4 separate regions of the Homo sapiens genome follow, and regions 2, 3 and 4 are each linked to region 1. Evidence: chromatin contacts called from ENCODE Hi-C or POLR2A ChIA-PET data. All regions are on one chromosome and are shown on one strand. Each heading gives the region's core, a stretch centred on a gene start or an enhancer-like site at or near the end of the contact. The rest is flanking DNA. Distances are from core to core; before and after follow the strand shown.

Region 1 (8,000 bases), core at 3,863-6,362:
TCCTAAGTGAATTAATGCAGGAACAGAAAACCAAATACCGATGTTCTCACGTGTGAGAGCTGAACACTGGGTACTCATGGATATAAACATGGCAACAACAGACACTGGGGACTACTGGTGGGGAGGGGGAGGGAAGAGAGCAAGGTATGGGGGAAAAAAAGAAAAATGAATTAAATGAAATAAAATTACCTAATGAATCTAACATCAAAATTGTTAAAAATGTTTCTGGGAGTAGGCCTGACAATGGGAGGCAAGAGATGAAAATCTGTTGCTTTTCATCAACAGTACTTTTGTACTACATTTTTTTGTTACCATGGTCATGTATTACTCTTAAGAAAAAAAATGTAATGAATTTCTACTAGAAATTTCTTGCTAAAGGGTTAGATTTTAGAGATATGAGAATCTTCCTACATAAACTGAATACTATGGAAGAAATTCCATAACCTTCAAGTGAATGAAAAATTTGTTTTATTTTCCTTGTGGTATGAAAGTATGACTCCCCTTTTAATATTCAATATAAATGAAGAACTGATTCACATTCCCAGATAATTCAGTTACGAGTTGATTCATCTATAGATGTCAAAATTTACTTAATACGTTGTAGCTATATTATAAAAATTCCTAATTTGAAATAATTTATAAAACTTATTTAAGTGATCTGTTGCTATTCATAAAATAAGGAATTAGCATGAATACAATTCACTAAAGAATGTATCTGCACAGTGCAACAAATGTAGAAAACAAACACTAATATATAGTCACATTAGACAATAATTACCTAAACAGGTCACCAATTCTTTCCAACTATGGCAGACATCACAAATCAAATGATACTCCTTCCAGTAGAATGAGGACAACCTCAAAATCTTTCTTAACATAGTACTTCTCAGCCTGCAAAACTAATTAAAATTGGCACATCAAGTGAAACCCCTTTGGCCTAGAGCAAGACAACATTCCAATTAATGCTACTATATGAAAATATTCACTTCATTTCTCCTTTTCAGCACCTAATGGGCTAAAAAGATTTTCCAAAGGATTAAATATTAAATTCTGCAATGAGAATATTGCAGTAATTAGCCATGAATAATATATTTCTTCATGACAAAGTCTTAAGATTACTCAGCCAGTATGACCTGGAAAAGCTTGATGAAGATTCCAAGAAACTGTGGTACTCAGAGATGAAGAGAGTAACCTTAGCTCCTGCTTTTAGTTTTCCATTCCGGTCCCTACACATCAAAGGATACCTGTGGATGTCCTCAAAACTCCAGGAAGAGGAGGAAGAGGGCCAGAGGGAAGGAGAAAAGAAAATCCTCTCAGTGCTTAAGCTAGTTAGGTTAAACAACCAAAGGAACCCAATTAAAATGACTACTTTGGAGACTGTGCCTCTTAAGTAACAGTCCCGTGAGCCCCGTTGGGGGATCCTGCCTATAATCTAAGCTGCACAACTCCAACGAGGATCATTAGTCAATTACTGATTTTAACTAGAAGTCAAGGAATTTTATTGGTTGAACCAGCTGTGTTAAACATAACACTTAGTTTTTAATATGTACTTAAGCAATAAAGGGTACCTCTGAAAACACCCATCCTCTTAAATAAAAGGGAAGAAATCAGTAATGCAATAAAACAGGCATTCAAGTTAAACCTTTTGAATTCATTTTTTAACTAAATGGGATAGATAGGGAAAAAAATAGCTCTGGAAGTGGACTTAAAATGCGGGGATTAGCTAGTAGGCCTAGCTACAGAGACAAAATATGGCCTTGGCCCACAGTTTTGAGAACTTTGGTAAAGAATTTGAAATCTGGTGCCCTGAAGACTAAATCTGGTTTTGTTATGCCCACAGAATATTTTTAATGTAAATAAATTGGCAATCTGAAGGTTTAACCTTTTTAAAAATGAGGATTTTAGTTACTTTTGAAAAACTAGGAAATCTGGAAACACAGAGCCCACTTTCCCACTTGCGAAAAGCATCCTCCTGTAAGACAAAATCTTTCCATCTCCCTATATTGCACAGTACCCAATTCTTCTCTCACTACACGTATCTGATTCCTTTGATATATGAACTATCAATCCCTGCTTTATGGAGAGAGGTCTTGCACAATCAACTCATGAGTGGCTTGGTTAGAAAAAGTTGTGATATCAGCGACATGCTACACCTAGACTGACAAACCAATGACGCGGTCCTCTGTCATGTAGCTCACCAACGCAGACTTCCTCCTCTAAAGATGAATTCCCTTCAATCCCTCATTTCTTTTTACTGTAATATGATTCCACTAGGAAACACTTCAATCCACCAGACAAGGGTGACGGGAATGAGGTACCCAGATCTACTGTCGCAGGAGGTTCCTGTGCCTCTAGGTAAATTTATGGGTGCATGCTAAGAGATAATTGGAAGGGTATTATGTCACCTCTACCTGTCAACAATGTCTGAAACCCAGACATCACTCAGAAAACTGTATTTTTTCAAGAAATATTAGAATTTAGGCAATTTTCATGTTTACTGGTAGCCTTGAACATCGTTTCATGATGCAGCTAAAATAAAATCTGTCATGGTTACTTTTTTCTATTATAAAATTGCAAGTGATTCAGTATAATAAAAGTTATATTTAACCCAAAGAAAGTTGCCAAACTTAAGCAAAAATGGAAAGAAAGCTATAGTAAGATATATTTAATACCCCAATTACCTAACTAGGAAAAACACTAAACTTAGCATGTTAGAAAAGGAGAAATATAAAAATATTAAGTGCTTAATTTATCTCTAAAAGAATTAACCATGAGTATAACAAGAAAAACAGAACAGACCATTGACTATCAACAGGCAGGCATATCAATCCACCAGAGCAGATACCTACCTTAATATTATAGTCCTATCCACCATTCGTTGCCTGGGTTTCAAATCCAAATAAGCATGGTGGTTGCTATAGTGACAATATGCCACTTTTGGAACCTGGAGCTTAGTACTACTAGGTACTTATGAGCTTCATAACGTCAGTACTTCCTCCCACACTCTGAATCATAGCTCAGATTTTATAACTTCACAAAATGTAATTCCATTCTGTCCTATATGAGTCAATTTTATTTTAGCAGTATAGAATATATGTCAAAAGAATCTAACTCACTTAACATGCTAAATATACATACTCAATATACATTTAATTAATAGTAAATATATTGGCCTGATAAGATAAATTTTGTGCAACCATTGGAATTCACTGATTTATTATTGAAACTGGGCAAGATTCACAGCTAATTCTTTAGCTTACAGTTGTTAAAATAGGATTCCTACCACACTTCATTTAAGAAGAAAGTTTGAAATTCTAAAATAATGAATTTCATTTATGGCAGACTGACATATTTTCATTTTACTCAGGAACCATTCCTAATAATTAAAGACTAATTATTAATGATCTCCAAGATGGTAGCTTGTTGCTAGCAAAATGCTAAGAAAAAAATATCAATCTCAAATTACAGTGCATTTCTAGAATATTAAAAAAAAAAAAGTCAGAGAACTGGAAACCCTCATACATGGCTGGTGGGAATGAAAAATGATGCAGCCACTTTGGAAAAAGTTTCCGTTTCTCAAAAAGTTATACATAGAACTACCCTACGACCCATCACTTTCATTCCTAGGTATCTACCCAAGACAAATTAAAACATACGTCCACATAAAGACTTGCACATGAATGTTCACAGCATTATTCATAACTCGAAACGACCTAAATGTCTGTAAACTGGTAAATGGGTAGTGTTTCATCCTGCCGAACCCACGACTGGGGTCGCCCTCTAAGAGTTCATTAAAATTAATAAGGTATAATTACCTAAAACTCTTGTAAACAGGGGCTCGAATAAGTAACCTATCACAATTGATAAACCACACCATGTTGTTGGCAACCTGATATGTGCAAGGCATTAAACGGAGAGCTTTGCCCTCAAAGGGTTAAGAACATCTAGAATGGGGGTCTCCTCTTTCGTCTTGGGAGCCCCCTCCGTCTGTCTCTGTAGTGGGGAGCTTCTTCCTTCAGCCTTCTTCCTTCTTTCTTGCCTATTAAATTCTCCGCTCCTTAAAACCAAAAAAAAAAAAAAAAGTCCAAAAAGTCTTGGTGTTTACCACAAAAGAACGATGCTATTCCAACATCACAGCCTCCCTAAAGCAACTCTCAATTATTACATAAAGAGGCAGCCTCCCTAAAGCAACCCTCGATTATTACATAAAGTCACTTAATCTTTTCTGACTTCACCACTCTTTGCAACCAGAGTTTACTTTGCAGTAGGCTGTGGTGAAGTTAGGGACATGGTTTGGAAAATCTAAGTTAGGGATACCAGGCAAAAAAAGAAGAAGAAGAAAGAAAAAAAATCAAAGCTCTGTCATTACTGTGAACTTTTCAACGAGAGCCTTAAATCTCAGCACAGGGAAAAGAGACCCTTCCTCAAGCCCTGGAGAAGAGGCTGGTCACAACCTGCGGATCTCAGATCCCTTTGCCAATTTTTTTCTCTCCCTCTGAATCCAAAGGGTGACGCTGTCCTCACTGCTTCCCCACACACCAGCGAGTGCGCGGAAGTCCACCTGCGTGGTTGGACCGAGGGGGCAGGTCCATTCGCGGCCTCCGCCACGCCCCACACCGCCCCTCCCGGCACAGCCCGCCGGGGTTAGCCCGCCCGTCCGCCAGCTCCCTCTCAGCGGCGCAATCTCAGGAATTCTTAACCCTACTCTGGGCAGGTGGGATGGCTGAGAAAGACCCTGCATGCCGCCACTTTGGCTCAGGGTCCTCAGCCCAAACTGAGAAACGTTTTACAAAGAAGCGTGACGACCTTTCGCACTAAACCAGAGTACCGCCACCTCCATCGACCGAGCGCCAAAATTAACCGACTTACAGATGTGACTGGGCGCAGCGGCCACCGTAAGGCGTAAGGGGTGCCAAGTGCCGGTTCCAGTCCCGCCCAGCCCCGCCCCGCCCCGCCCCGCCCAGCCCCGCCCCGCCCCGCGGCCTGCGTGCGTCAGAGATCACGTGCCGCGCCTCCCGTCCCTACAGGCAATCGGGCGCTCCCCTCTTCCGGAAGTCGCGCCGGTGCGCGCCGGACTCCTCCCACCAGCGGCGACGTCAAACTCAGCTCCTACCACTTCTCTGTCTCTGCCGACCGGCGCAGGGAGGGCTGCCTTTTCCTTACAGTACGCCTTGAGGCTTCCGGGCCGCTGAAGTTTACGAGCGAGGGCAGTGCAGTTACTCAGTGTGCCGGCCTCGGACGCACGTGAGTAGAGTTTGAGAAGACAGAGGCTGGCTCCCGGCAGGCCACGCCCGCAGAGGCCTTTCCCCCTCTCCACAACTTGTGTTCTACTTGGTTCCGCCGAGACCCACGACGGTTCCGCCCCCTTCTTCCTAGTCATTGATGTTGTTGTTCTTGTCAGTGCCGCAGCCCCGACCGCCGGGAGCTCGAACCCGAGCCGGGGCCGCCCGGGTGGCGCGGTGGCGGCGGCTGCGGCTGCAGCAGCTGCGACGGCTGCGGGGGCTGCTCCGGGTACTGCGGGGGCGGCCGGGAGCCGGCAGCCGGCGGCGGGGCCGGATGGCTCTGTGCGGGCAGGCGGCGGGCGCTGCGTCGCTGCCCAGCGAGCTGATCGTGCACATCTTCTCTTTTCTGCCGGCGCCCGACCGGCTGCGGGCCTCGGCCTCCTGCTCGCACTGGCGTGAGTGCCTCTTCTATCCGGCCCTGTGGCCCCAGCTCCGCATCTGCCTCCGCGTCTCGCCCGCGGAGCAGCCTCGGCTGGAATTCCTCATGCGCAAGTGCGGCTGGTTCGTGCGAGAGCTGCGTGTTGAATTCGCCGCCGAGAACTATCTGAGCGGCGGTGGCCCAGGGGACGGAGGTGGCGCGGACACCGGGACTGGAGGGGAGGAAGTCGAGGCCCTGCAGCTCTCAGCTCGTTGGCTGGAAGTGCTGCGCACCTACTTGGAGCTGGTGCTTTGCGTGCTGGTCAGCATCCGGAACAACAGGTAGGCTTGCCCTGAGCCCCGCCCCGCCCGGTAACGGGGGGTCGCTCCGTCCCCGCACCCCGACACAGATTCTGTGCATAATACGTGCCCGGCCAACTTCAGTGTTGCCTTCCTCAGTGACGGAGAGTGTTGGTTCTAACTAGGCGGTTTCCTTGAGCGGAAAGGCATAACGGGACTCATCACGATACTTTATAAACAGTGGTGGACGGGGTGTTTAACAGACACCACTTCTGGCGCCTTCCAGGCACTCATTCATCCTCTTGGTGGCCGTGGGATGGAGCTGACAGGCGCTGTCACTTTTCATTTTATATATGGGAGCGTTAAGACTGGGAGGGTGAGGCCTGTGGGTGAGCCTTGGAAGAAACAAAACATACACATAACACGATTTTCTGACTCTGAATCTGTTAGAAATAGTTCATGGTGAGGGAAGGAGTAGGTACTCATAGGACGCTGCCTAAAAGAAATTTTGTAACAGCCATTTTCTTACCAGAAATAGTTTCGGCTAACTGAACAAGGCCCGAAGAGGAGGAGGAGTGTTTGTTAAAGGGATTGGGGAAGAAGTTGATCTTCAGGGTTGAAAGTCCCTCCCCATACACCACCACACTCAACTTCTCCCCAGTAGTTCACCTAAAAGTAACAGTCGGGCGGAGGAGGCGGGCGGGCAGCGAGGGAGTTGGCCAGGGTCTGCAGAGGGTAAGCACATAACTGTTCTGGTTTTGCATCAGGACTTCACTGTAATTCCAGAACTAACGCCTTATATTCTGACCCAGTATCCCTCCCAATCATCATTTTTCTCCATCGCCACCTCCAAAACCCTATTAATTTAGATCTTCTTTATATGGATATTCTAAAGAACCTTACAGTAAAGCTCTTATTAGAAGAAAGTTTAGACGTTCACAAAAGGAGCACCTTACATAGTAAAAATACTTCAGCAGTTTCACATTCACTGTGTTGTTTGAGCCTCTCAGTGGCACTATGAGGCAGGGTAATGATAAATAACCCTGTTTTACAGAAAGGAAACTGACCCTTTATAGGATCAAGTGATTTGCACATTGCTGTACGGCATTGTTTTTCTCCGAAAGCGTGTCCTTTTGCAGTAAATATACTGAACATTATGTTGAACAAGGTTGAGAGCAGTCCCTGGTTTAATGCTAGGAGATATATATAGATATAAGGTTATATATATATATGTATGCGCCATTAATCTGTGTCTTAATTTAGAAGTCAAGAGATAAGTTATAGCTCCAAGTTGTATCTGGGATATGGCTCCATTATTCCAGTTGCCTGTGCGTTTCCACAGCTTTTCGCAAGACATTCTATTTCCTTACTTTGGTTTTATCTGGCAGGAGAGGCCATTGAAGCTAAAAACAGATTAGGTTAGAGACTTTCTCAGAGTTGAATGTATGGCTAGAGGACCAACTGACCCAAAAGTTGCAAAGTTTCAGTCAGTGAGCACTTACTAATGAGACCAAGGTTGAGGGTGAATTCAATGAGTGAGTACCAATTAGATTTTTCTGTACTGAGATCAAATTGCACTTTTATGCAACCATGCAAACACTGTATGTGCCTTTGACCCAAGTAAGAACAAGACTTGATAAGTGTCTAGTTCCTTTTAAGTATTTTAATAACTGGTTGGTTGGATGGGTGGATAACATACAGGCAAAATGGAGATATTTCACATCTTTGCTTTGTAGCTTAATTCTCCTGTCCTTCTCTTCCTTACCCCTACAATTTTTATTAGCATCCCAATCTGCTTCTCTATAAGGCCACCGATGCCTGCCCTTCTGGGTCAGCTATCACTTCTATGCAAAAACATCACACCCGTCATCCCTAATTTTAAGGTTTGCTTGTCATCTACTATTAGCATGGTGTTGTATGTCATGCTGCTTTGGTAGCATATTCATTCTGTTTGTCTCAAAATGTAGTGTAATTGCATGTTGTTTGTACTAATGATACATCAAAGGGTTTTTGGAAATAAGTTAATCTCATCTTTACTGTTGAAAGTGTTTTGAGATACTC
Region 2 (8,000 bases), core at 3,765-6,264, 8.4 Mb after region 1:
GGTACAGTTTTGAACAAGAGGGGTAGAGGTCCTTCCCTTCTACAAGGCTGCAATCCTTCAGATAAATGACTTTATGGTCTAAGAAGGATGAAGTCAAAGACTGCTGTATTAGTCCGTTTTCATACTGCTACAAAGAACTTTCCTGAGACTGGGTAATTTATAAAGGAAAGAGGTTTAATGGACTCACAGTTCTGCATGGCTGGGGAGGCCTCAGGAAAATTACAATCATGGCAGAAGGGGAAGCAAGTACATCTTACATGAAGGGCAGGAGAGACAGGAGAAATTGAAGGGAGAAGAGCCCTTTATAAAACCATCAGATCTCCTGAGAACTCACTATCACGAGAACAGCATGGGGGAAACCGTCCCCATGATCCAATAACCTCCCTCCCTTGACACGTGGGGATTACAATTGGAGATGAGATTTGGGTCGGAACACAGAGCCAAACCATATCAATTGCATTACTGATATTTATAAAACCATGATTAAAATGAACGTAGTCACATTCCGTTGGAATTCTTTAAATAGGCAGCACACTTGAAGTTTCAAGAAAGGTAGTTTCAAGACGGATCAGGACAAAATATTGAGGAAGCCAGAGTGGTTGGTGCTAAGTATTTGCCTAAAATTAGACTAGAAACTCTGTGAAGGCAGAGATTACGTGTCTGGGTCACAGTGGATCAGCAGGGAGCAGTAGAGCACCTGAAAAATCGTAGCCAATCAGTACTTCTTAAAAAATAAAAAAAACGGGCTGGGCTCAGTGGCTTATGCCTGTAATCTTACCACTTTGGGACGCCAAGGAAGGAGGACTGCTTGAGGCCAGGAGTTAGAGATCAACCCTGGCAATACAGTGAGACTCCCATCTCTACAAAAAATTAAAAACAAAAAATAGCCTGGAGTGATGTTGTGTACAGGTAGTCTTAGCTACTCAGGAGGTTGAGCTGGGAGGATAGATTGAGCCCAGGAGTTTAAGATCAGCCTGGGCAACATAGTGAGATTCCCTCTGTACAAAAAATAGAAAGGAATAAAGCAAAAATTGAGTACTCACTATGTGTAAGTATTGCTTTTGGAGTGTTTAGTATCAGTGTTACTGATCAGTACACAGATGGTGTAAATATAGTGTAAAAACTATTAGATAAGGCCCTGTGCAGTGGCTCACACCTGTAACCCCAGCACTTTGCTAGGAGTTCAAGACCAGCCTGTGCAACATGGCGAAAACCCATCTCTACAAAAAATACAAAAATATTTGCTGGGCATGGTGGCACATGCCTGTGGTCCCATCCCAGCTACTTAGGAGGCTGAGGTGGGAGGATCGCTTGAGCTGGGGAGGCTGAAGCTGGAGTGAGCCAAGATTGTGCCACTGCACTCCAGCCTGGGTGACAGAGTGAGATCCAGTCTCAAAAAAGAAAAAAAAAAAGATTAAAGAAAAAAAGAGATAAGCATGGGAGGGAGGCTACTACAATAGAATAGTGAGTCAAAAGAATTCAGGGATATGGAGGCTTCTTGGACAAAATAATGCTTGAGCTGAGTATTTTCTTTTTTTTTTTTGTGGGGGAAGGGTTTTGTTTGTCTTAAGACAGGGTTTTGCTCTGTTGCCCAGACTGGAGTGCAGTGGCATAATGATGCAATTATGGCTCACTGCAGCCTGGACCTCCTGGGCTCAGGTGATCCTCCCATCTCAGCCTCCAGAGTAGCTGGGACTACAGACTCACGTGGCCACTCTGGCTAATTTTTGTATTTTTGGTAGGGACAGGGTTTTGCCATGTTGCCCAGGTTGGTCTCGAATTCCTAGGCTTAAGCCATCCTCTCACCTCTGTCTCCGAAAGTGTTGGGATTACAGGCATGAGCCACTGTGCCTGATCTGAGCTGAGTTTTGAAGATAGGCAATGGGGCACAGCATGTGTTAAATTACTGTGGAATGAAATAGCATTATACATTTGAGGAACCAAAAACAGTGGCAGTTTGGCTGAAGAGAAGAATGAGGTGGCATGATAGTGTTATGGTAGATTAGACTGTAGGATGGATCTAGATCAATTTATATGCTTATGTTAAAATTTGGGCTTTATACTAAATTTAGAAATCACTAAACTATGTTAAACAGAGGAATGACAGAATCATACCTTTGTTTTAGGAAGATCAATCAGGCAGCAGTGATAGTGCAAAGTGGGGGTAGAATGGAGGTGGGAAGGTTTAAACTAAAGTATAAAGAGAGACAATAGAATCCACAGGAAAGATATTACTGAGAATGAAATTGGTTTGTGGGGGCTGACTGAAAGGTAGTAGAATGACTGCTAGGCTTCAAGTTTGGATGTAGTGTCACTTAATAAGGTAGATAATAGAAGTAGAGATTTTGTTTTTGTTTTGAGGGTAGGTGAGGAGACAAAAAGGATAAGAAATCCAGTCTTTCCTTAAGCTCAAGTTACCAGTTATAAGTGTGCATGTTAGTCTTCTTTTGATGCTATCATCAGGTCAACCATTCTCACAAATGGTTTTTGTTGTTGTTGTTGTTTTTGGGATGGAATCTCACTCTCTCTTTCACCCAGGCTACAGTGTAGTGGCATGATGTCGGCTCACTGCCCCCTCTGCCTCCAGAGAAGCTGGGATTACAGGCAAGCGCCACCACGCCCAGCTAATTTTTGTACTTTTTGGTAGAGACGGGGTTTTGCCATGTTGGCCAGGCTGGTCTCCAACTCCTGAGCTCAAGTGATCTGCCCGCTTCGGCCTCCCAAAGTGCTGGGATTATAGGTGTGAGCCACCGCACCTGGCCACAAATGTCTCTGTGTGTGTGTGTGTGTGTGTGTATGTGTGTGTATGTCTTTGAGGCAGCATAATTTTTCTGAGCTTTTTATGTGCTATGACGCCCCCTAAAAAGGAATTGGATGAATAAACAGGTTGTATGTTGGTAACTCTAAGATAAATAGTACTTTAATAATTTGAAGAAATATGTAATCTTAACACTTTGTGAAGCCAAGGTGGGTGGACCACTTGAGCCAGGAGTTGGAGACTAGCCTGGGCATCATGACAAAACCCCGTCTCTACAAAAAATACAAAAATTAGCTGGGCTTGGTGGATGCACACCTGGAGTCCCAGCTATCAGGAGGCTAAAGTGGGAGGACCACCTCAGCCAGGGAGCTCCAGGTTGCAACAAGCAGAGCTCACACCACTGCATTCCAGCCCAGGCAACAGAGTGAGACCCTGTCTCAAAAAAAAAAAATAAATAAAATAATAATTTGAAGAAATGGTCCTTAACATTATAGTACTGCAATCTAAGATCTCATTTCATATAGAAATAAAACATGGCAGCATGAGTAACAGGTCCAATCTGCTTTCCATTAAACTGTAATAACAGTAAAGCAGATGTGATAAAATAAGATGCATTACTTAATCTCTTTTGAAATTACTTCCTGATTGGTTGGTAGTGCATACTCCATAGTACAAGTTTTATTGGCTTTTGCAGTAAAGAAAAAAAATTTTAAAAAGTAACAAATTTTCAATGCAATTTTCCTGCATCGCTATTAATATAATTACTGAACCTAATTTCCTTATGTTGTTAATTATTTTTGTCTTATTTTTCAAACAAATGCTTCTTAGCTATATTAATTTTTAGAAACACACTAGTGCATTAGGATATTTTCTAGGAAACTAAGCACATAAAAGTACCCACTATTGTACTTAAAATATTAGCCTTGTCTCTTATGTATATGTTACATTCCTCAAACTTTTTAAATTTTTTGCCGACACGGAGTCTCGCTTTGTCGCCCAGGCTGGAGTGCAGTGGTGCGATCTCGGCTCTCTGCAACCTCAGCCTCCTGGGCTCAAGCAATTCTCGTGCCTCAGCCTCCCCAGGAGCTGGGACTACAGGTGTGCGCCACCATGCCCGGCTAATTTTTGTATTTTTAGTAGAAATGGGGTTTCACAATGTTGGCCAAGCTGGTCTCGAACTCCTGGCCTCAAGTGATCGCCCACCTCGGCTTCCCAAAGTGCTGGGATTACAGGCTTGAGCAGCCGCGCCCGGCCATATTCACTTAAACATTTAATGACCCAGGAGAACATTCATCTAGGATTTTAAGTTGTACTCACAGTGCTTTTATTTTCTGTTTCGATCAAAATAGTCTATTGATGACAATATTTGTGAGCCCATTCATTTCTACCGTATCAAATTGTTAGTCTAGCCAGTCTCCTTCAAACTTCTCTCCCTCTACCCATCATCGTCAAGATCTAAAGGAATTCACTACCTCTTCTTCTCCCAAGAAAAAAAAAATCGCTCCTCCCCCTCTCCCAACCCCCCCACAACCCATTCCAGAAAAGGAAAGAAGAGGGGACGCAAAGTGGAATAAGTTACGACGGGCGACCGAGCGCATAGAAATGGGACCAAAGCCCAGGCTCAAGACAGAGACGAGGAATCAGTAACCACAGCCGGAGGATCTTGGCTATTTGCCAGCAGAGAACTGACTGGTTCTAAGAAACCAGAGGCAGAGCGAGTGACAGGAAGGGAAAGAGGGCCCACCCTTGGGACTGCCTGAAACACTCAAAGAATGAAAAAGAAACGTCAGGAATCCGAGACGGGATGCGGTCGGCCAGAGCGACCAGCCAGGTTAACAACCAGCTCAGAAAGCCGGGACACGGGTGAGAGACCCCTGGGAAGGAAACAGCGCCCGGGGACGGCCTGCTAAAAGGAAACTGATAACCAGGAAGCCTAAGGCCGCCTCGCTTCCAAAAGTCAGAGTCGGAGCCCAGGTGTCCGGTAGCTGCGGCCAGACACCGGATCGGGTCTGAGGGCGGGCCTAGGGGCGGAGCCCGAGCTCTTTCCCCGCCCTCTAACGGCGACCCGGGCTGCGTTCTCAGTGCGCCGGCGTAGGGTGAGGCCGGACTCTATTTGGCGATTAAGCGTGAGGCTGCGTTCGCTACCCAGCATGCTGTGCGCTAGTGACGGCCCTCCGCCTATCCCCTTCCCAACTCTCCCCCCACCCCTCCCGCCGAGGCCCCCCCTTCCCCTAAAGTGAGTGAGTGAGACGGGCAGATGGAGGAGGGATTGTAATGGCGGCAGCCGGCAGCTCCCTGCTCTGACCCACGGCAGGCACACAGCAACGACCCCTTCCCCGCCCCTCTCCCGGCCGGCCTCCGCCCCGCAGCCAGCGCGGGGCCACCCTCTCCGGCCCTTCCCCCAGCTGTCGGCGTCTCGCCCTGCGCCCCGGCCGGGGCCCCACACACAATGGACGAGCTTGCCGGAGGCGGTGGTGGCGGCCCGGGGATGGCGGCCCCTCCCCGGCAGCAGCAGGGACCTGGGGGGAACCTGGGCCTTTCGCCCGGGGGGAACGGAGCGGCGGGCGGCGGGGGTCCTCCGGCCTCCGAGGGAGCGGGTCCCGCGGCAGGCCCCGAGCTGTCCCGGCCGCAGCAGTACACTATCCCGGGGATACTGCACTACATCCAGCACGAGTGGGCTCGGTTCGAGATGGAGCGGGCGCACTGGGAGGTGGAACGGGCCGAACTGCAGGTACCTCGTTGGGGTCGGTGTGCGGGAGCTGCGGCGGCTGGGTTCCCGGCCGGGGGGTGGGGCTGGGGACTCCACTCAGCCGGAGCCGGCGCCTTGGGAGGCCGAGCGGAACCTACCTGTGCTGCTCAGGTTGTGATGGTCCTCTCAACGGCTTTTCCTGGAGTCCCCCTCCCTCTTTCCCGCATAAGCTTGCTCCCCAACCTTCACTGGCTACGCGGTGCGGGCCTCCTCGGGGCAGCCATTTTGGCTTTTAGTATGGCGTCTGCGGGGGCTCCTCCGGAGGCGGCCTTCCCGGGCCTCCGGGGCTTGGGACCGAGCACCTCTCTGTGGGAGAGTCCGGTTTGGGGCCTCTCAACACTGAGTTTGCTCTTGTTTGTTCCTCTTGAGATGAAGAGCCCGAAGAGAGGGACTAGGATAGGCATCTTACCCCCCTTTTCCGGACCACCCCCCTTTCCGATTTGGCGTATCTGGCCCCCTCCCTCAGACTTGGTACGCGCTTGCCCCTTGACAGCCACGCTTCTTTCCTGGGCTGCTAGGGTGCACAGTGACTTGGGACTGACCTGTGAAGTTTTATTTCCCATCGTCAACTTTAAGTACTTTCTCACCTGAGATGCTGCCTTACTCACTTGGATTCTCTGTAGTTATTCCTTACTTAGTGACTCATCAACGCTTTCAGCACTGAATTTTTCTTTTTACAGTACTCTCCACTAGATCTCCTTTCCCCCATCCGTTTCTTTATCTATAAAAAAACCAAACCAGACGATCGATGCTGTATTTATGAAACGACTGAAGAGATTTAATATTCCCTTGAAGTGAAACGTAGTTATATCATGTTACTTACTCTTGCAGGAGAAGCAAAGTGAGATGTTCTCGGAACCCTTCATAGTTGAGCTTGACTCGATCCTCATAATGTGAACCTTTGATAGGCTGCACATTTGGAAGCTGTTGGTAGTTAACAGCTCATGTCCTGGATCTCAAAATTGCTGCATCTTTTTGAAAGGGTTATTTAACTTTCTTGGGTATTTGTGTTTATTTTTAAATACCTTTCCAGGGCAAATTTAGGCTTAGAAGGAAAAAGCGTGTGTCTAAATAGTATTGCACCTGTTCTTCAGACTGTTGTGTATTTAGGGGGTAAGCAGTATTTGCTGTCATATATGTCATATGCCTATGGTGAATCGTTAGGCAAATGTAGTGCTGAAAGGAGGAGGATTGGATTAACTAGAAAGGGTGTCCTCAAATATGCATCTCTTTAGTTTGGTTCTGAACTAGTAAACTTTTATATGACTCCACAAAGTGGGTGAAGTTAAACTTTTCAAAAGTAAAAAATACTTGGGTATTTTGACACTGTATGAAGTCTTAAAAAAAAGTAACACTTGTTAGTCATTTCAGTGCTTTACAATTGTGTTTTGATATAATATTGGGCTTTAAAATTACATAACTTTAAAAAAGCTGAAGTCAAAACTGGTTTAAGTTGTGTACAGTCTGCTTTAACATACTTAAAATTTATAGAATTCTGTTGGTATACAGCTTTCTACTACATACTGCAAACTTAATTTTCTGTGTGAGTAAAGTAAGTAAGGCATTTGTTTTTAAAATTTGGATTGACAAATGCAGTAAGGCCTAAGCTCACTAAATAATACTTCACCAGTCCCTGCTATGGTTTCTTAGACCTTTGTACTGTTGTATGCAAGTTTGGATTTCAACACTCTTCAAGTTAGCAATTGCATTTTTCACCCATAAACTTCACTAATGTAAGCAGCTGAGAAGAAAGATATCTTGTGCCCAAATTAGTAAAACCTATACTATATATTAAAGAAGCCTTTATTGCCTGCTCTAGCATTTGCTTTCCCTTCTAGGTCTCCTTAACAGCAGCAGCAGTGTTTTAAGGTAGATTCCTTTTGCTTGCTTGCTTGCTTTCAATTCTATTGGTACAGTACTGTTATTAGCCATCCTAAGTTTTTGTTTGTTTCCTTGTTTTGAAGAAGTCCTACAGTGTTTCTAGACTCTTTTTTATTTCATACTGATTCTTTTGGAATAAAATGTTCATGATGGCGTTGGTTTTTTTTTTTTTGAGTTATATATTTAAAATGTTTTATTGGGTTAACTTAATAAGGTTTCTAGTTTGCTTTAGGTGCCTTCAGTCTACTGAGATTGCTTGTGAGATGCGTATTTTAAAATGTATGTGTTGAATACATATTTGTGGGAGGGTGTAGTGAAGCATCAGTGGATTTTTACTGTAAACTTAAACCTATTTTTAAGAAAGACAATCTAGAAATAAGACAACTTACATATTATTATGTACAGTCTCCAGTGCACTGTCATGTACACAGATTTTTAAAGTGTTAATTATTGAATAGTTTCAATAGAGAACGTGAAGAGCTTAAGGAATACCCCATATTGATGTAAAATTTTAATGGGGAATAATATTTTCCCTGGCTTTGGGAAAGATATTAAAAGGAACTTTACAGTATGATTCTGTTCTCTGTAAAAAGAATTTAGAGTAAAGGTCTG
Region 3 (8,000 bases), core at 2,546-5,045, 8.2 Mb after region 1:
CAGGAGAATCACTTGAACCCAGGAGGCGGAGGTTGCGGTGAGCCAAGATCGCACCATTGCACTCCAGCCTGGGCAACAAGAGTGAAACTCCGTCACAAAAAAAAAAAAAAAAAAAAAGGAAAGAAAAGAAAATTAATTCATAGTACATACCAGTTGATGAAATGAGTTTAGATTTGTATGATGAATATCTTCCTTTTTATTAATAGTCCTGTGAGTTGATCCCAGCGACTGTGTACACATCGAAGTTCCTTCGCCAATGTGGAGCCTCAGTCAAAAGGCAGCCTGTTGCTTCATTCTGCCAAGAGGGACCCTCTTCGTACCTCTGTGCCTGTCCATATGCTTTTCCTAATTATCTGGCCAGCTGTGACTCATTATCTGAGATTTAATTCACACTTCATTCCTGAAGCTTTCCAAGATGCCATCTCCTACCTCCTTAATGTTCCCAGCATGTACCTGACAATATCACCTAATAAGCGGTATGATAGAGGAGACTCAGAGGAGTGTGTTTACATCTACCTTTATTGAGGAAGAGGTCTGTGACTACTGAGCCTTACACTGAGCCTGGCACAGAGCAGTTCTCGATGGTCTATGATTCTTGGATTTTGGAAGCAATGGGAAATACCAACATGTAAACAGTTCCTGGTTTCTTGGGATAAGTATTCAAGTCTGGTCAGTTGCCTTTATCCGGATATTTTGTTGTCTTCATGACTTCATTTCTCTCCTTTAATGCTCTTGTTCTGGGATCTCATGCTTGAATTCTTTTTTTCTGTTTGAGTTTAAAATAATAACATGGGCCGGGCATGTGGCTCATTCCTATAATCCCAGCACTTCTGGCGGCCAAGGCTGGAGCATTGCTTGAGCCCAGGAGTTGGAGACCAGCCTGGGCAACATAGTTAGATCCTGTCTCTACAAAAAAATAAAAATAGCTGGGTGTAGTGGCATGGGCCTGTAGTCCCAGCTACTCCGGAGGCTGAGGCAGGAGAATCGCCTTGAGCCCACGAGTTGGAAGCTGCAGTCATTTAGGATCACACTGCTGCACTCCAGCCTGAGCCACAGAGCAAGACCCTGCCTCTAAATAAAAATCAAAATAAATATGATAATAACATCTTTAAAAAGTGCAATAAGTGTCACAGCATTCTTTTGATAAGGTTTCTTTAAAGCACACTAGACATTAATCTTGCGGGCAGGAAGTGGGTGGGTGGTACATGTAGAGATAGTGCAGGATAAAAAAATATATATCTTAAAAACTTGGTAAAGGTGGCCAGGCGCAGTGGCTCATGCCTGTAATCCCAGCACTTTGGGAGGCCAAGGCGGACGGATCACAAGGTCAGGAGATCGAGACCATCCTGGCTAACATGGTGAAACCCCATCTCCACTAAAAAATACAAAAAATTAGCCAGGCGTGGTGGTGGGTGCCAGTACCTGTAGTCCCAGCTACTCGGGAGGCTGAGGCAGCAGAATGGCATGAACCCGGGATGCAGAGCTTGCAGTGAGCCGAGATTATGCCACTGCACTCCAGCCTGGGCAACAGAACGAGACTCCGTCTCAAAAAAAAAAAAAAAAAAACAACAAAAAACTTGGTAAAGGTATAATCCCTTTTTCTAACTTTTCTATTTTTTGTTAATAGCATCACCATTTTCCTAGCTTCCAAGTCCTCTTTCTACGTTAAGGGTTTTTGTTTTTTGTTTTGGCAGGGTCTTGCTCTATTGCCCAGGCTGTAGTGCAGTGGCATGATCATGGCTCACTGCAGCTTCGACCTCGAGGGCTCAGGTGATCCTCCTGCCTTTGACTCCTGAGTAGCTGGGACTACAGGTGTGCACCACCACACCCAGCTAATTTTAAAAATTATTTGTAGAGACAGGGTCTCCCTATGTTGCCTAGGCTGGTCTCCTACTCCTGGGCTCAAGTGATCCCCCTGCCTCTGCCTCCCAAAGTGCTGGGATTACGGGTGTGAGCCATGGAGCCTGGACGGAAATTTTTAAGTTAATCATTTAAATTCTGATATATCTTCTTTCAAAAATTATTTTTAGATTTCTTCCCCATTCATATTGCCAATAACTAGACTTTTCTTTCCTCCATTATTGCAGCATTTCGACAACCTCCAGCTAGTCTCGTCTAGATAGATCCTTTTAGTCGTTCTAGACACTTTCCATAATTAGTCTTCTTAAGACTAGTTTTTCCAGTGTTGTAGTCCAGAACTTGCTACTTAGCTCAGCCTAATTTCTGCATTCCTCATTCAAGGCCTTCCCCACTTTAGCTCCAAATTTCTCTCTCTGTTGCTTACTGTTGGTTCTTTGCTGGGGGCACAGGTGACCTTTCCTATGTCTAGGAACATATCAGGCTTTATGTTCTTCCCTTTCCTTTCAGTGTCTACATTGTACCCATTCTTCAAGGTCCAGAGGGAATGCCACTTCCTTCTTGAAGTTTCCTGGCAGCTCCAATTCACACTCATGACATCTAAATAATTATCCTCATGTGTTGTACTTGGGACAAAATAGTTGAATCCTCTTTTTCCTCTTGTTTCGTTAACAGGATACCTAAACGGACCATTACCTGCGACAACGGGACATGCGCGGATAGCTATCTGAAGTACAAATTTGTCATTTCCAAAATACTGGTTCTTTTTCTAAAGAAGTAGTAAAAAAGAAAGAAAAAAAAGAACCAGTATTTTGGAAATGACAAATTTGCTTAGTCGCCCAGGCTGGAGTGAGGTGGCATTATCAAAGCTCACTGCAGCCTCAATTTCTTGGGCTCGAGGGATCATCCCATCTCAACCGCTCCAGTAGCTGGGACCATAGGTGTGCGTCACCGCATCTGGGTAATTATTTTTTAAATTTTAATTTTTTTGCAGAGACCAGGTCTATGTTGCTCAGGCTGGTCTCGAACTCCGGGCCTCAAGAGAGTAAAATCATAAAGTGCTGGGATTACAGGAAACGCAGCGGACCCAAATTCTGTTCTTTACTCATACCTAGCAGCTCCTCTGGTTGCCTGAGGGACCATGTCTCAAACACTATCATGTCGTATTAATTTTTCTTTTTGTTTAAAAGCTGAAAGTGAGAGTACAGTAGGACGTCTCCGGGCTCCAACTACGTCCTATAAGCATGCATCCTTTATTCTGAATGCGTGTGAAATAAAGTTTGAAAAGAATAACCACAGACATACTTGTGACCACAAGCCACAAGAAACGTAGTCAAAAGTGCACTCTCAGTGCTGCTGCCGACCGGGCACGGCGCTGGGCCTGCATTTGCGCTTTCCTGGAGCCTCAGTGTCTCATCTGTACAACGTTGATAATCGTCGGCAGCACCTCTTTCCCAGGGTTGCTCTGAAGGGTTTTCTTTGGGGTGAACCGCCAGGCGGTCGGCCTCCCAGGAGCGGGGGGAGACGCCTTCCTTACGCGACGCACTTCCGTGCGCGAGGAGGGAAGATCGTGGCTGAGTGCGGGTGGCCTGGGCGGAAGGCTCAGCGGGGACAGGTTGGGCCGCAGCTTTGCTGTGCTGTGCCGTGCGACGCCCTCCGCAGGAGCGCGCAAAGTGTTAGCCACGGCGCCAAGCAAGCTGGACGTGCGTGCATGAGCGCGCTCGGACTGACAGGGAAGCGAAAAGGGGGCCAGGGCGCACCATAGAAAAGCCGCGGCAGAAACGTACGACACAGCCCGAGGCGGCGGGGGCGAGAGCTCCGGGGCAGGGACGGCGACGCGGCGTACCCGGTTTGGCGCCCCTGCGCGGCGGTCGGCCGTCCCGCAGCGCCCCAGGTGGCCGCCGGCGGGGTCGCCGCCGGGGGAGTGGATTTGCTCCGCCTCCGCCGGGCTCGGCTGCCCTCGGCAGCTTCCCCGCCTGGCTCTCCCTCGACCCTCCTCCCCTCCCCCTCCCGGTTCGCGATGGACTGGGCCTCCCCGCCGCGCCGCCGCCGCCGTCGCCCGCAGCACCGCGCGGGCCTCTGAGTTGCAGGGCCTGAGGAGCCGCGTGCTGGGGACTGGACGTCCGCTGGCTGCTGCCGCACGCGAGAACCTCTCGCTTCCCTGTCACCAGGTCCTCGCGGAGGAAGGGGAGGGACGAGGCGCGGCTTTTCCTGTGCCGCCTGCCCGGTTCGACCTGCGCGGCCTGCGGCTTCTTGGGAACTCTAGGGCCGCGGCCGGGCCTGGCTCTGCCGGCGGCCTGTTGGGAGCTGGATCGGAGCGGTTTGGAACGACAAGCCCGAGTAAGAGCCTGCGGGAAGGGGAGGCGGGAGCGCCTCGGACCGTCGGAAGGGCCCTGCGTGGGGGCGCGGATCCCGGACGCCCGGCGAGTGGCGGAAAGCGAGACCCCGGCGCCGAGTGAGGTCGGCCAGGCTGCTGCCGACTTCCCCGCTGGCCCCTTTGTTCCCCTCCCGGGGCCCTGCCGGCGGCGGGGCCCGGTTGCCCGCGCCAGAGCCTCAGGCCGGCTCCTTTTGCCCTTGAGAAGGGTTCGCTGCCAGGCCTTCGAGTTCCGGGCGCAGCTCCCGGGAGAGCCGGCGCCCTGCCTGGCCCGGCGGCCTCCTCTCGGGCACGAAGGCTTGCTGCTGCTTCTCCAGAACTTCCCTTCCTCGTAGACACAGGTAGTTAACTTAGCGGGGTTTGGTGCTGGGGAACCACAGCGCGGGGGCCAGCGCCTCTCAGCGCCCGGCTCGGCCGGGCCCCGGGTGTGGGGTCAACCCCGCTGGTCGCCGCCGTTGGGTGCCCACCGCGCCCCGCCGCCGGCTTCCCACACTTGCGGCTGCGTTACGTGGGACCCAAAGCTGTCCTCCAGTCAGGGCGCTTACGGGGCGCTTTTGTAATGACTTACCTGTTGGGGTTGCTTCTCGGTTTTGTTTTTGTTTTTTTAACCAACTGCCCTATCTTGTGAAGCTGGGGAAAGAGGGCCCTAGGTTGGCCTACATTCGTTCGGATCCGTAACCTGCTGGTCCATTGCATTTACTTTTAGCCTTTCCTTTTTTAATTTTTTTATTTTTTTAACTTTTAAGAATAGTTGCCAAGACTGCCAAAATTCCTAACCAACTCTTTATTCATAGATAAATCTTGTATATAATTGTCGTTTGTATTTGGATATCTTTAAAATAGAAGTAAATTGAGAAGTCAGCAGAATATGTGAAATTGGAGGTAATTTTGAAGGAGAAACAATTTGGAGGGGGATTGGATCAAGGTGTTTAGAGTTTCCTCAAAATACTGAATCTAACCCTTATCTGAAGATCAGTTTTGGGTAGAGAAGGAGGGGGATGAAGTTTGCTGGAAAAAACAGAACCTTTAGTTAGGTGTTCTTTGCCTTTTGGCATAGACTTTAGTGATAGCAGTAGTGGGACCTGAAGCTTGACTGACTGTCTTTGACACAGACAGCTCTGGTTTCTAGTTAAGCAGCAACCTAATCAGCTTATATACTCTTGTGCAAAACTGGTTTTCATTTGGTATGATATCTGTACGTTAAACCTGGCGGATAAGGAAAGTTGAAAAACTGCATTAAGCACTCTTACGTCCAAACGTACTTAGGAGTCTTTTTTAATTGCTAGGAGGACACTATGAAAATTTGGTTCTAGCAGATGTAAAGGAAGAAAAATTTAAGCCCAAGCTGTTCAGTCCCGGAATTTAAAGGACTTTTCTCCCTTTACTTTTCAAATTTAAGCAAAGAGACTTTTAAAAAACCATGGCAGATGTGGACCCAGATACATTGCTGGAATGGCTACAGATGGGACAGGGAGATGAAAGGGACATGCAACTAATAGCCCTTGAACAGCTATGCATGCTGCTTTTGATGTCTGACAACGTGGATCGTTGTTTTGAAACGTAAGTACATTCCTTCATCATGTTCCTTTGGGTTACTGTAGTGACATCTGTTTTCAACCATTTGCTGACTTCAGTTTGTGTAGAAATTTCTCTAGTGAATTTTAACACGTATCTTTAAAAATATTCCTGAAGAGTTTTGTGTTTACACTTTTCCAAGAAATAAAAATTGGTAGGTGAAGAAACTCTAGGACTGATGATTACGATGACACAAATACATATTTGTTGAATGAATGGGAATTAGTAGGAATATTAATTTTAACCCATAGCTTGGTTGGTTCATTTTCAAAATATGTCATGAACTGGGGAAAATACAAATATTTATTTTCTTAAAGGTATCTATTTCTGTACCATGAAATTGATTTATGGAATAAGAGATGATAATAAACATATGTTTTGAACTGCCCATTTCTTCATTGATGTTGTCATATGACAGTACTTTTGTTAAAGCCGATTATTGGTTTGTAAATTTCAGTTTGGGAAGGTATAAATTGGATCTTAACCGTGTAGCAGAAGAGTAGAAAATTTGGAGTAGTAGAAACATTTTGAAGTTTGGGGAGTTTAAACAGTTTTATTGGGAGGTTATAACTTAGTATATATGCAAAAATATAAAAGAGAATTCTTACTAGATAGACCTTACAGCCATTTTTTTCCCTCTTATATAAGTCATAACTTGTCCAGTCAGAATAACCATTCTTCTGAGTGTTGAACATGTGTTTCGTTTTTACTGTTTATTTTACATTTGTATTTACAGTTTTGAACTCCAGTAATAAGTAATTGAAAACTCTGATGTTTCTTTATTCATTTTAATGCTATTTTAAGGTAATTAGTAGAAAATGTTTGAGATGTTGACCTAAAAAATTTGGTATAATTATCCTAATGTGTTTTAGGTGGGAATAAAGTTTATATTACTCAGTTGGCAAAATTTTTAAAGTACCTTCATTTTTGATTATTGAATAACTTTCAGTTGTAACTCTTGTTAAAACAGTACTAAGATAAAAATCCTTACTAATAAAATTTCCAAATTACAATTAGTTAGTGGTCCATTTATTTCCATTAGTTTTTGTCATTGGCAGAATTTTGAGTATGTAAGAATAACTTAGCCCTTAGTTGACACTTGTTTTAGCAGGATTTATAGTAAAGTAGATTTTTTAAAATTTATTTTTATTTTTTATTTTTTTCCTCATCCTGACTCTCAAGTTAAAAATTGCGTTCATAGATTTCATTAGAGGTAACCTGAAAGTTACTTTTGGTATTTTAAAAATCATACTTGTCAGTCAAGTCAATTGTCATTTCGTAGCTTCTGTTTAGTACTAATATGTAGTAGAAGTATTTGTTATGACATTTAAAAAAGTGTTGCCCGATCATTAAAAAGTCAGGAAACAACAGGTGCTGGAGAGGATGTGGAGAAATAGGAACACTTTTACACTGTTGGTGGGACTGACTGTAAACTAGTTCAACCATTGTGGAAAACAGTGTGGCGATTCCTCAAGGATCTAGAACTAGAAATACCGTTTGACCCAGCAATCCCATTACTGGGTATATACCCAAAGGATTATAATAATCATGCTGCTATAAAGACACATGCACACGTATGTTTATTGTGTCACTATTCACAATAGCAAAGACTTGGAACCAACCCAAATGTCGATCGATGATAGACTGGATTAAGCAAACGTGGCACATATACACCATGGAATACTATGCAGCCATAAAAAATGATGAGTTCATGTCCTTTGTAGGGACATGGATGGAGCTGGAAACCATCATTCTCAGCAAGCTATCGCAAGGACAAAACACCAAATGCATGTTCTCACTCATAGGTGGGAATTGAACAATGAGAACACTTGGACACAGGAAGGGGAACATCACACACCGGGGGCTGTTGTGGGGTAGGGGGAGGGGGGAGGGATAGCATTAGGAGATATACCTAATGTAAATGACAAGTTAATGGGTGCAGCACACCAATATGGCACATGTATACATATGTAACAAACCTGCACGTTGAGCACATGTACCCTAAAACTTAAAGTATAATAAAAAAAAAAAGTGTTGCCATGTTAAAACAATTTAAATGAAATTTTTAAAACATAAAATTTATCTCTATGTAAAATCCTTCCATCCTAACATAACAGCTGTTATTTTTTCCATTTTCCTTTCTAGGCTTTATTCATATATAGTATGATGTAATTTTTAAGAGACTGGGGCCTCA
Region 4 (8,000 bases), core at 1,382-3,881, 8.0 Mb after region 1:
AGGATAATGGGAGCCAGGCTTCTCTCTGTAGGAGAAAGTAGTTATAAATGTGGAAGGGCAAAAACTAGAATGAACTGTATGATGCTGGATTGGAGGTTTTACTGTGAACACATGATTTTTCAATATATATTGTTAGACAAAGAAATATAACTGTAAATGTGTGTGTAAGGATACATATAAAGATGTGCTGTATATGTGTATGAATGTATAAATATTCCCTAACTGCATCCACTCAGACAGCCTGGGCTATGGATATCTCAATAGCAGTGAGCATACCTAGTGCTAAATACCATTCTCCGCTATAAGGAATCAGGGCTCCTGAATAAATGATTACATCCAAGGCTGGAGCAGGATGAGTATGAAACATCTAATTGCCCTAGTAACTAGGGGAGTGCTGAAAGAATGATGGGGATGTGTCAAAAGGCCTCAGAATGGTAACCTGTTAATGTTGAATCTGGATTATGTGTATATGGTATTTAAAGCTCTTTTAATTATTCTGTATTAAAAAATATTTTACAATAAAATGTTTACAGAATCTAAGGCTGGGGCCAGGCGCGGTGGCTCATGCCTGTAATCTCAGCACTTTGGGAGGCCGAGGCGGGCTGATCATGAGGTCAGGAGTTTGAGACCAGCCTGAGCAACACAGTGAAACCCCGTCTCTACTAAAAATACAAAAATTTGCCAGGTATGGTGGCACACGCCTGTAATCCCAGCTACTCAGGAGCTGAGGCCAGTGAATTGCTTGAACCCGGGAGGCGGAGGCTGCAGTGAGCCAAGATCACACCACTGCACTCCAGCCTGGGTGACAGAGCGAGACTCCGTCTCAAAAAAAAAAAAAAAAAAGAGAGAGAGAATTTAAGGCTGGGTACAGTGGGTCACACCTGTAATCCCAGCACTTTGGGAGGCTGAGGCGGGTGGATCGCTTGGGCCCAGGAGTTCGAGACCAGCCTGGGCAAAATGGTGAAACCCTGTCTCTACAAAAACAAAAACAAACAAACAAAATTAGCCAGGCACAGTGGCACACCCATTGTCCCTGCTACTTGAGTGGCTGAGGTGGGAGAATCACCTGAGCCTAGGAGGTTGAGCCTGCAGTGAGCTGTGATCAGACTACTGCACTCCAGCCTGGGTGACAGAGTGAGACCTTGTCTTCTTGTCTCAAAAAAAAAAAAATTACACACACACACACACACACACAACACAGAAGCTAGAATGAATATGAGACCTTGTCTTCTTGTCTTAAAAAAAAATTGAACACACACACACACACACACACACACACACACACACATATCACAGAAGATAGAATGAATGGGGCCCCTACCCACCAAACTTGGGATAATTGAGCATCAAAATAAATAATGATAGAGACAGAATATTGGCTGGTGTGGTGGTGTGCATGCCTGCAGTCTCAGCTACTTACCTGGGAGGCTGAGGCAGAAGGATCACATGAGCCCAGAAGTTCAAGGCTGTAGTGTGCACCATGATTGCATTATCGACCTGTGAATAGCCACTGCACTCCGGCCTGGGCAACAAAGGAGGCCCTGTCTCAAGAAAAAAAAAAAAAAAAAGAGAGAGAGAAAAGAGAGAAAGAAACGGATTATAAGTCATTTAACAAAATAGAAACCTCTGGATCCATACTAATTAATATAAATACATTAACTGAAGATTTGATGAGAAACAAGATATTTACAAATATCTTGAAAGGAGAGTTTCAGAGTCTCCCTCACAAAATACTTATTAATTTACAAAGGGGGGAAAAAAGTAACCACACTGGACAAGCCTAACAGACATCACCTTATTAAAGTAAACATCTGTAATGAGAGAAGTTAAAATCGTGCCACCTGATAGGGTGCCATGAGAAGAAAGCAGCAACACTTCTAGAGTCCTGTCATACCTAGCTAAATGTAATCATGAGTAAATATCAGACAGACCCAAAATGAAGGCCATTCTACAAAAATAACTGGCCAGGAATCTTTAACAGCGTCAAGAATATGAAAGGCAAGGCAAGACTGAGAGTTCCAGTTTGAAGAGTAGGAAAGATACATGATAAGTAAATACAATGCCTGATTCTGAACGGAATCTTTTACCATAAACAATATTATTGGGACAATTGGTAAAACGCCGAGTTATGTAAATGTTTTGATTTTGATGGTTATATTGTGATTATGTAGAAGGTGCTTAGGGACAATGTGGCATGGTGTCAGCAATTTAAATCTCAATTCAGGGAAAAAAAGTTCTTTGTACTATACTTGCAACCTTTTTGTAAGCTGGAGATAGATTCAAAATGAAACTTGAAAAATGACATTTAAAACGCTGAGTGTAGTGGGAAAACGCACATGACTCAAGGTAAGAGGCTATTAGTCTCAGTTCTGCCATTGACTTAGTATGTGACCTTGAGCAAGTCACTTTACCTCAGTCCTCACAGTCAAGGCTCTCTAGGGTCCCTTCCACGTCTAACATCTACCCCCACAGCACTGGCCCCGCCTGAATTTCTCCAGGCCCTTTAGGTGTCCCAGAGCTGCACCCAAAGACTCTGGCTTACGATAAAAACAGACAAAAATAGTTGTGGCCGGAATCTCCGGACTGAAAAACCGCTGTCCTAATCCTAACTTGGGCCGCAGTCTCCATCGCTCTTTCGACGGTGAAGCAGTCACGCCTGCCAGAGTGGGCGCTCGATGGCTCGGCGGCCAGCTGGCGGGGCCTTGGACCAGCGGCCCGGCGCAGGGCGCGCTCCCAATCGCTAGCTCCCGCGGTGCTCGCCGCTGAGAGCTTTCCGGCCACGCCCCACGCGCGCCCCGCCCACCTCAATGCCTCGCTGTCGCCGCCGCCGGCAATTCCAGACTCTGCTAGGGTTAGCAGAGCAGCCGGTAACGTTGCTGGACCGGGACGCACGCTCAGCTGAGGAGGACCCCCAAAGGCAGGCAGTCGGGGATCCAGGGAGCGGGGACACCTCCGGGCGCGAGGGGGCTGTGTCTGGGCTGCCTGTTGGCTGGGAAGGAGAACGCACCAGGGCCGCTGTATGAGTTGAGCGCTCGGGGATCCCGAGGGTGGTCGCGGCAGCAATGTGATCGCGAAAGAAGCCGGTGGGAGAACCGGTCGAGGGGCTAGGTGTCTTGACCCTAAGGGCTGGAGTCCGCCGAGAAGGGGCTGACTGGGGCACAGGGTCGGCTGATAAACAGCGTGGTCCGTTCTTCCTCCTGGACTACGGGAAAGTCTGGCTTCACCTGTGCACAACAGGTAGGCGTGGACTCTGCCCGCCAGCGGGAGCCGGGGTTGCCGGGCGTGTGGGGAAGGTCAGCAAGTCGGAGCCCGCCTCGCCAACTCGCCGCTCCCGGGACCCGCCCTGCGGCGTCCGCTGCGCCAGTGGTCAGCCAGGAGCCGGGCCCCGGCCCGGCCTTCGGGCGAGCTTCCTCAGAGGCCCGTTCGTTTTCTGCAGGAACCCTCAAAGAGAGTTCCCAGAAGGGAGCAGTGGAGAGTGTGGATATTTGCTTTCTAACTGTTGCAGTTCTCTCCAGGAAAGAAAGCTTTTCCTTTGGTGGCATTTGCTTAGTGTGAGGAAACATTTTCTTTCACCCTACTCTCGGCCAACGCGGCGTTATTTCAAGTGATTATAAAGTCTTTAGAAACTTTATAAAGCGTTTTATAGTGTTTATTTATCACAGTAATGGATACCTCTGGCAAGTTGGGATAATTTTCTTGACTGTCAAGTCAGATAATAATAAAATGGCTTGAGCTCCTACATTAAAGGTCATAGTTATCCATTGTTTTTATGTGCATTCATTTATTGAACAAATATGCAGCACTTTTTTGGGGCTAGGCGCCCTTAAGGAATTTACAGCCTGAAAGATATTAGAAGTTTAAGGAGGAAAAAAAGGGGCCCACAAGTACACTTAAGAACTTCCAGAGAAAATACTCCCAGTGAAATTACTTAAGCTGTAGGGAAAGCAGAAGTGTGGTTAGAATTGAGCATTAGTTGGATGGGGAGAGGAGAATTTTGTTTAATTTTCCAAACATTTTAGAAAGTATGTCTTTGAGAAAGTAATTTTAGATAAAGTATCGAAGCCGAGATTTGTGTTACATTTTAATGCCATTGACTTTTTTTTTTTCTTCACTGATAAGCAGGCAGGATTTATAATATAAGAATAGTGACAGTTGGAGAATACTGTAGTATGGATTTGTTGTGCCTTGGAATGCAGTTGTTTTACCTAGATGACTATAGAATAGGAGAATAAGAAAAGACTCCTCACCTGAAAGTCAGGAGACCTGAATTCTAGCTTAAGTTCCCTCCACTATTTATGGATGTTAGATTAGGTCACTTTTTTAGTATTATTCATTATTGTATCTGACTTTAGTCACAGAAAATACATGACTCCAAAGTACCTTTTTAATTCTTAAATTATTAATTAAAATTAACTACATTAAACTAATGAATATATTATCTACAGAAAAAAATTATTTTTTTACTTGTCTTTAACCAATACACTTACCTTTCTTCTTGCTTTGTTTCAAAAAGGTTGAGGTAGTTTATAATAGTCTTTCTTAACTATGAATAACATAAGGGTTAAATTCTGAATTTTTTAAATTCTAAAATTATTCTGAATTAAGCGTTTAATGACATCTGCATTTTTTTAAAAAGCTCTATTGAGTCTTGTGTGGTTCATTAATTATCCCATAGTATAATTGAAGAGTTTGAACAATCCTTTAATGAGACCACAGTCCTCATATAAATAACACTTCTGCTTTTTCAGGAGACATTGAGAAACTGTTATTAAATCTCATTTGAGAAATCAATTAACTGGGGCCAAAAAACTTAGTAAAGACTTGCCTGTGTCACTTAATTAGATCCCTTGTCTAGTTCTAGTGTTAAATTTTTGAATTAAAATAGTGCTCAGCAATCTACAGCCTGTGGGTCAAATCTGCTCTGCTGGCAGTTTTATAAAAGTTTTATTGAACACAACAATGCTCCTTCGTTATGGCTGTGCATGTTTTGTTTTTGAGTAGTTGTGATAGAGACCGTATGGCTCCCAAAGCCTAGAGTATTGTCTGGTCCTTTACAGAAAAAAATTAGTGGACCCCTGAACTAGAGCTCTTAAGTGCTTAATCACTAAATCTTTTGTAGGAGGAAATAGATTAAATTCAGTTTTAATTCTTCTGTTTGTTTGTTTGTTTTTGTTTTTATCGAGACAGGGTCTGGCTCTGTAGCCCAGGCTGGAGTGCAGTGGCGCGATCTTGGCTCACTTGCAAGCTCTACCTCCCCGGTGCAAGTGATTCTCCTGCCTTAGCCTCCCGAGTAGCTGGGAGTACAGGCATGCACCACCACGCCAGGCTAATTTTTGTATTTTTAGTAGAGACGGGATTTCACCATGTTGGCCAAGCTGGTCTCCAACTCCTGATCTCAGGTGATCCGCCCGCCTCGGCCTCCCAAAGTGCTGGGATATTACAGTCATGAGCCACTGCGCCCAGCCTCACTTTTACTTATTAATCTTGGTTTTTCATTATAATGTCAGGTAATTGTAGGACTCATAAATGCTTCTGGATCTGCAGTGTGTAATGATAGAGGAAGGGCATGGTTTTTCTGCTACATTTACCTAGTGTAAAGTTTTATAATTTTGGCAACTCTCTCCTTTTTTTTTTTTTTTGAGATGGAGTCTCGCTCTGTCCCCCAGGCTGGAGTGCAGTAGCGCCATCTAGGCTCACTGCAACCTGCGCCTCCTGGGTTCAAGCGATTCTCCTGCCTCAGCCTCCGGAGTAGCTGGGATTATAGGCGCGTGCCACCACGCCCATCTAATTTTTTTTTCTTTTTTTGAGACAGAGTCTTGTTCTGTCACCCAGGCTAGAGTGCAGTGGCGCGATCTGGGCTGCTGCAAGCTCCGCCTCCCGGGTTCACGCCATTCTCCTGCCTCAGCCTCCCGAGTAGCTGGGATTACAGGTGCTAGCCACCACGCCCGGCTAATTTTTTTTGTTTTGTTTTTTGCTTTTGTTTTTGTTTTTTAGTAGAGATAGGGTTTCACCGTGTTAGCCAGGATGGCCTCCCATCTTCTGACCTCGTGATCCGCGTACCTCGGCCTCCCAAAGTGCTGAGATTACAGGCTTGAGCCACCGCCCCGGCCAACTCTAGCCTTTTGTAAGTCTAGGGAAGAGGAAGAGTTTTTATATTTTCTCTAGCAACTGTGTTAAGTTTTAATTTAGATCTGGTATGGGAAATTTTTTTCGTTTAGTAAACTTCTCTCTTTTTACTATGCCATTCATAGGGTTTATCATAAGCAGCAGTAAGGTACCTTTACTCAAAGCAGGGTTTTTTTTGTTTTATTTATTTGTTTATTTTTATTTTATTTTATTTTTTGAGACAGAGTCATTGGAGTGTACTCAAGCGATCCTTCTACCTCAGCCTCTGAGTAGCAGGGACAACAGGCACATGCCACCATGCCCAGCTAATATTTTGTATTTTTTGTAGAGAGGCGGTTTTGCTATGTCGCCCAGGCTGTTCTCGAACTCCTGGGCTCAAGGAATCCCCTCATCTCGGCCTCCCAGAGTGCTGGAATTACAGGTGGGAGCCACCACATCTGGCCTCAAAAGAGTTTTTTAAACAGGAATCTAGTGATTCCTAGTTGGTCATAAGGTCAGACAGAATATTATTGGAAGTGTAACTGAACAAGAAATCAGACATATTTACAGTGAGAACCAAATGGAAAGTTAGCACTCTTTAAACAGATACCTAACAGATTGAAACAGGAGTATATATCCTGAATCATGCTTGGGCTTTTTTTTCTTTTTTTTTTAATGGTAACAACACAAAATATTTATTTCTAGAAAAGAAGCATAATATGGCCATATTAAAGCACTATATTAATTATTTGCCTAAGAAATTGGAGCTGGTTATGTGACAAAAATGAAGGAAATCTTGAAGAAGGTGATAATTTTAAATATTTAAAGCTGTACATATACTTTTGCCAATCTTAAAACCATCGACCAGATGCGGTGGCTCATGCCTGCAATCCTGGCACTTTGGGAGGCCAAGGCGGGCAGATCACTTGAGGTCAGGGGTTTGAGATCAGCCTGGCCAACAGGGTGAAACCCCGTCTCTACTAAAAATACAAAAAAAAAATTAGCCGGGCGTGGTGGCCGGTGCCTGTAATCCCAGCTACTCAGGAGGCTGAGGCAGATAATTGCTTAAACTCGAGAGGTGGAGGTTGCAGTGAGCCGAGATCGTACCACTGCACTGCAGCCTAGGCGACAGAGCGAGACTCCATCTCAAAAAACAAAAACAAAAATTAGCCAGGCATGGTGGTACACGCCTGGAGTCCCAGCTATTCAGGAGGCTGAGGTGGGAGAATCGTTTGAACCCATGAGGTAGAGGTTGCAGCGAGCTGAGATCCTGCCACTGCACTCCAGCCTGGGCGACAGATTGAGATCCTGTCTCAAAAAAAAAGAAAAGGAAAAAAAAAAACCCATAGTATGGTGCTAATTTTACTAAATTGTTGTTTTATGTGTGTAATGTATTTTTTCAGTAACTTAGTTGTCCTGTATTGCCCAAGTAATGCTTCTTAATGGGTAAATATACAATAGCATTTATATACTTTTCTGTTGCATTTGGAGGTTTCTACATGTTGAATATATGCATATTTGTGTGTCTGTACACAAAATAATACCTTACTCGAAACAAGTAATAACACCTTTTTTATGTAAATAAAATTACCAGAAAACTGAAGTTACCCATTGAATCACCAAAACTCTTAAAAAACTATTTTGGGAGGAAATCAGAAAAAAAGCAAAGCAGATATACACGTACAAAATCCCTTAGTTCTAATTCTGGAGTCTAAAAGGCTCTGAAAAGTTTTTTTCTTAATTCATTTGGTAGCAAAACATGACCTGAACTGATGCAAAGGTATTTGCAGTCATTATCCCATCGTATGTGAATATGAATCTGCCTATCTTTTGCTGCAGAAATATCAGTTAGTTTGATTTACAGAGTGCTGCTCCAGACAATTGTGGGGATTTGA

The links. A loop is a pair of places that touch in the nucleus more often than their neighbours do. ChIA-PET counts read pairs that join two places held with the same protein, here RNA polymerase II (POLR2A). Pooled maps may share reads with other maps.
Region 2: a loop to region 1 is called in a map of naive thymus-derived CD4-positive, alpha-beta T cell, with 12 times the contacts of the local background. The contact joins the promoter of STRN3 here to the promoter of FBXO33 in region 1. A Hi-C loop is called at or near these places in 1 of 168 maps with a recorded cell type or tissue (naive thymus-derived CD4-positive, alpha-beta T cell), 1 of 37 single-sample maps with no recorded cell type and 11 of 50 pooled maps.
Region 3: a map of naive thymus-derived CD4-positive, alpha-beta T cell shows a loop between it and region 1 (14-fold over the local background). The contact joins the promoter of HECTD1 here to the promoter of FBXO33 in region 1. A Hi-C loop is called at or near these places in 2 of 168 maps with a recorded cell type or tissue (both naive thymus-derived CD4-positive, alpha-beta T cell), 1 of 37 single-sample maps with no recorded cell type and 10 of 50 pooled maps. POLR2A ChIA-PET finds 5 or more read pairs at or near these places in 2 of 52 experiments (CD4-positive, alpha-beta T cell and naive thymus-derived CD8-positive, alpha-beta T cell).
Region 4: a loop to region 1 is called in a map of naive thymus-derived CD4-positive, alpha-beta T cell, with 13 times the contacts of the local background. The contact joins the promoter of HEATR5A-DT here to the promoter of FBXO33 in region 1. A Hi-C loop is called at or near these places in 1 of 168 maps with a recorded cell type or tissue (naive thymus-derived CD4-positive, alpha-beta T cell) and 6 of 50 pooled maps. POLR2A ChIA-PET finds 5 or more read pairs at or near these places in 1 of 52 experiments (HepG2).

Annotation. Positions count from the first base shown.
Region 1 is chr14:39,429,545-39,437,544 of GRCh38, reverse strand. It overlaps FBXO33 (F-box protein 33), which reads left to right and starts at 5,112. Exons shown (of 4, transcript NM_203301.4): 1 at 5,112-5,981. The coding sequence starts at 5,383. It overlaps LOC105370461 (a long non-coding RNA gene), which reads right to left and starts at 5,106. Exons shown (of 8, transcript XR_007064121.1): 1 at 5,026-5,106. RefSeq lists silencers at 4,514-4,683, 5,424-5,553, 5,994-6,123 and an enhancer at 5,074-5,323.
Region 2 is chr14:31,023,393-31,031,392 of GRCh38, reverse strand. STRN3 (striatin 3) reads left to right here and starts at 5,014. Exons shown (of 18, transcript NM_001083893.2): 1 at 5,014-5,489. The coding sequence starts at 5,208. It overlaps AP4S1 (adaptor related protein complex 4 subunit sigma 1), which reads right to left and starts at 5,744. Exons shown (of 6, transcript NM_001128126.3): 1 at 5,606-5,744. RefSeq lists enhancers at 4,516-4,675, 5,786-5,895, 5,966-6,065 and silencers at 4,806-5,125, 5,216-5,475, 5,615-5,796.
Region 3 is chr14:31,203,588-31,211,587 of GRCh38, reverse strand. HECTD1 (HECT domain E3 ubiquitin protein ligase 1) reads left to right here and starts at 3,795. Exons shown (of 43, transcript NM_015382.4): 1 at 3,795-4,572; 2 at 5,631-5,791. The coding sequence starts at 5,652. RefSeq lists enhancers at 2,854-3,365, 3,219-3,388, 3,366-3,877, 4,390-4,903 and silencers at 3,569-3,908, 4,209-4,418, 4,539-4,748.
Region 4 is chr14:31,415,389-31,423,388 of GRCh38, reverse strand. HEATR5A-DT (HEATR5A divergent transcript) reads right to left here and starts at 2,631. Exons shown (of 4, transcript NR_110045.1): 1 at 2,412-2,631; 2 at 1,421-1,545. HEATR5A (HEAT repeat containing 5A) reads left to right here and starts at 2,839. Exons shown (of 36, transcript NM_015473.4): 1 at 2,839-2,917. RefSeq lists enhancers at 2,519-2,668, 3,099-3,148 and a silencer at 3,259-3,378.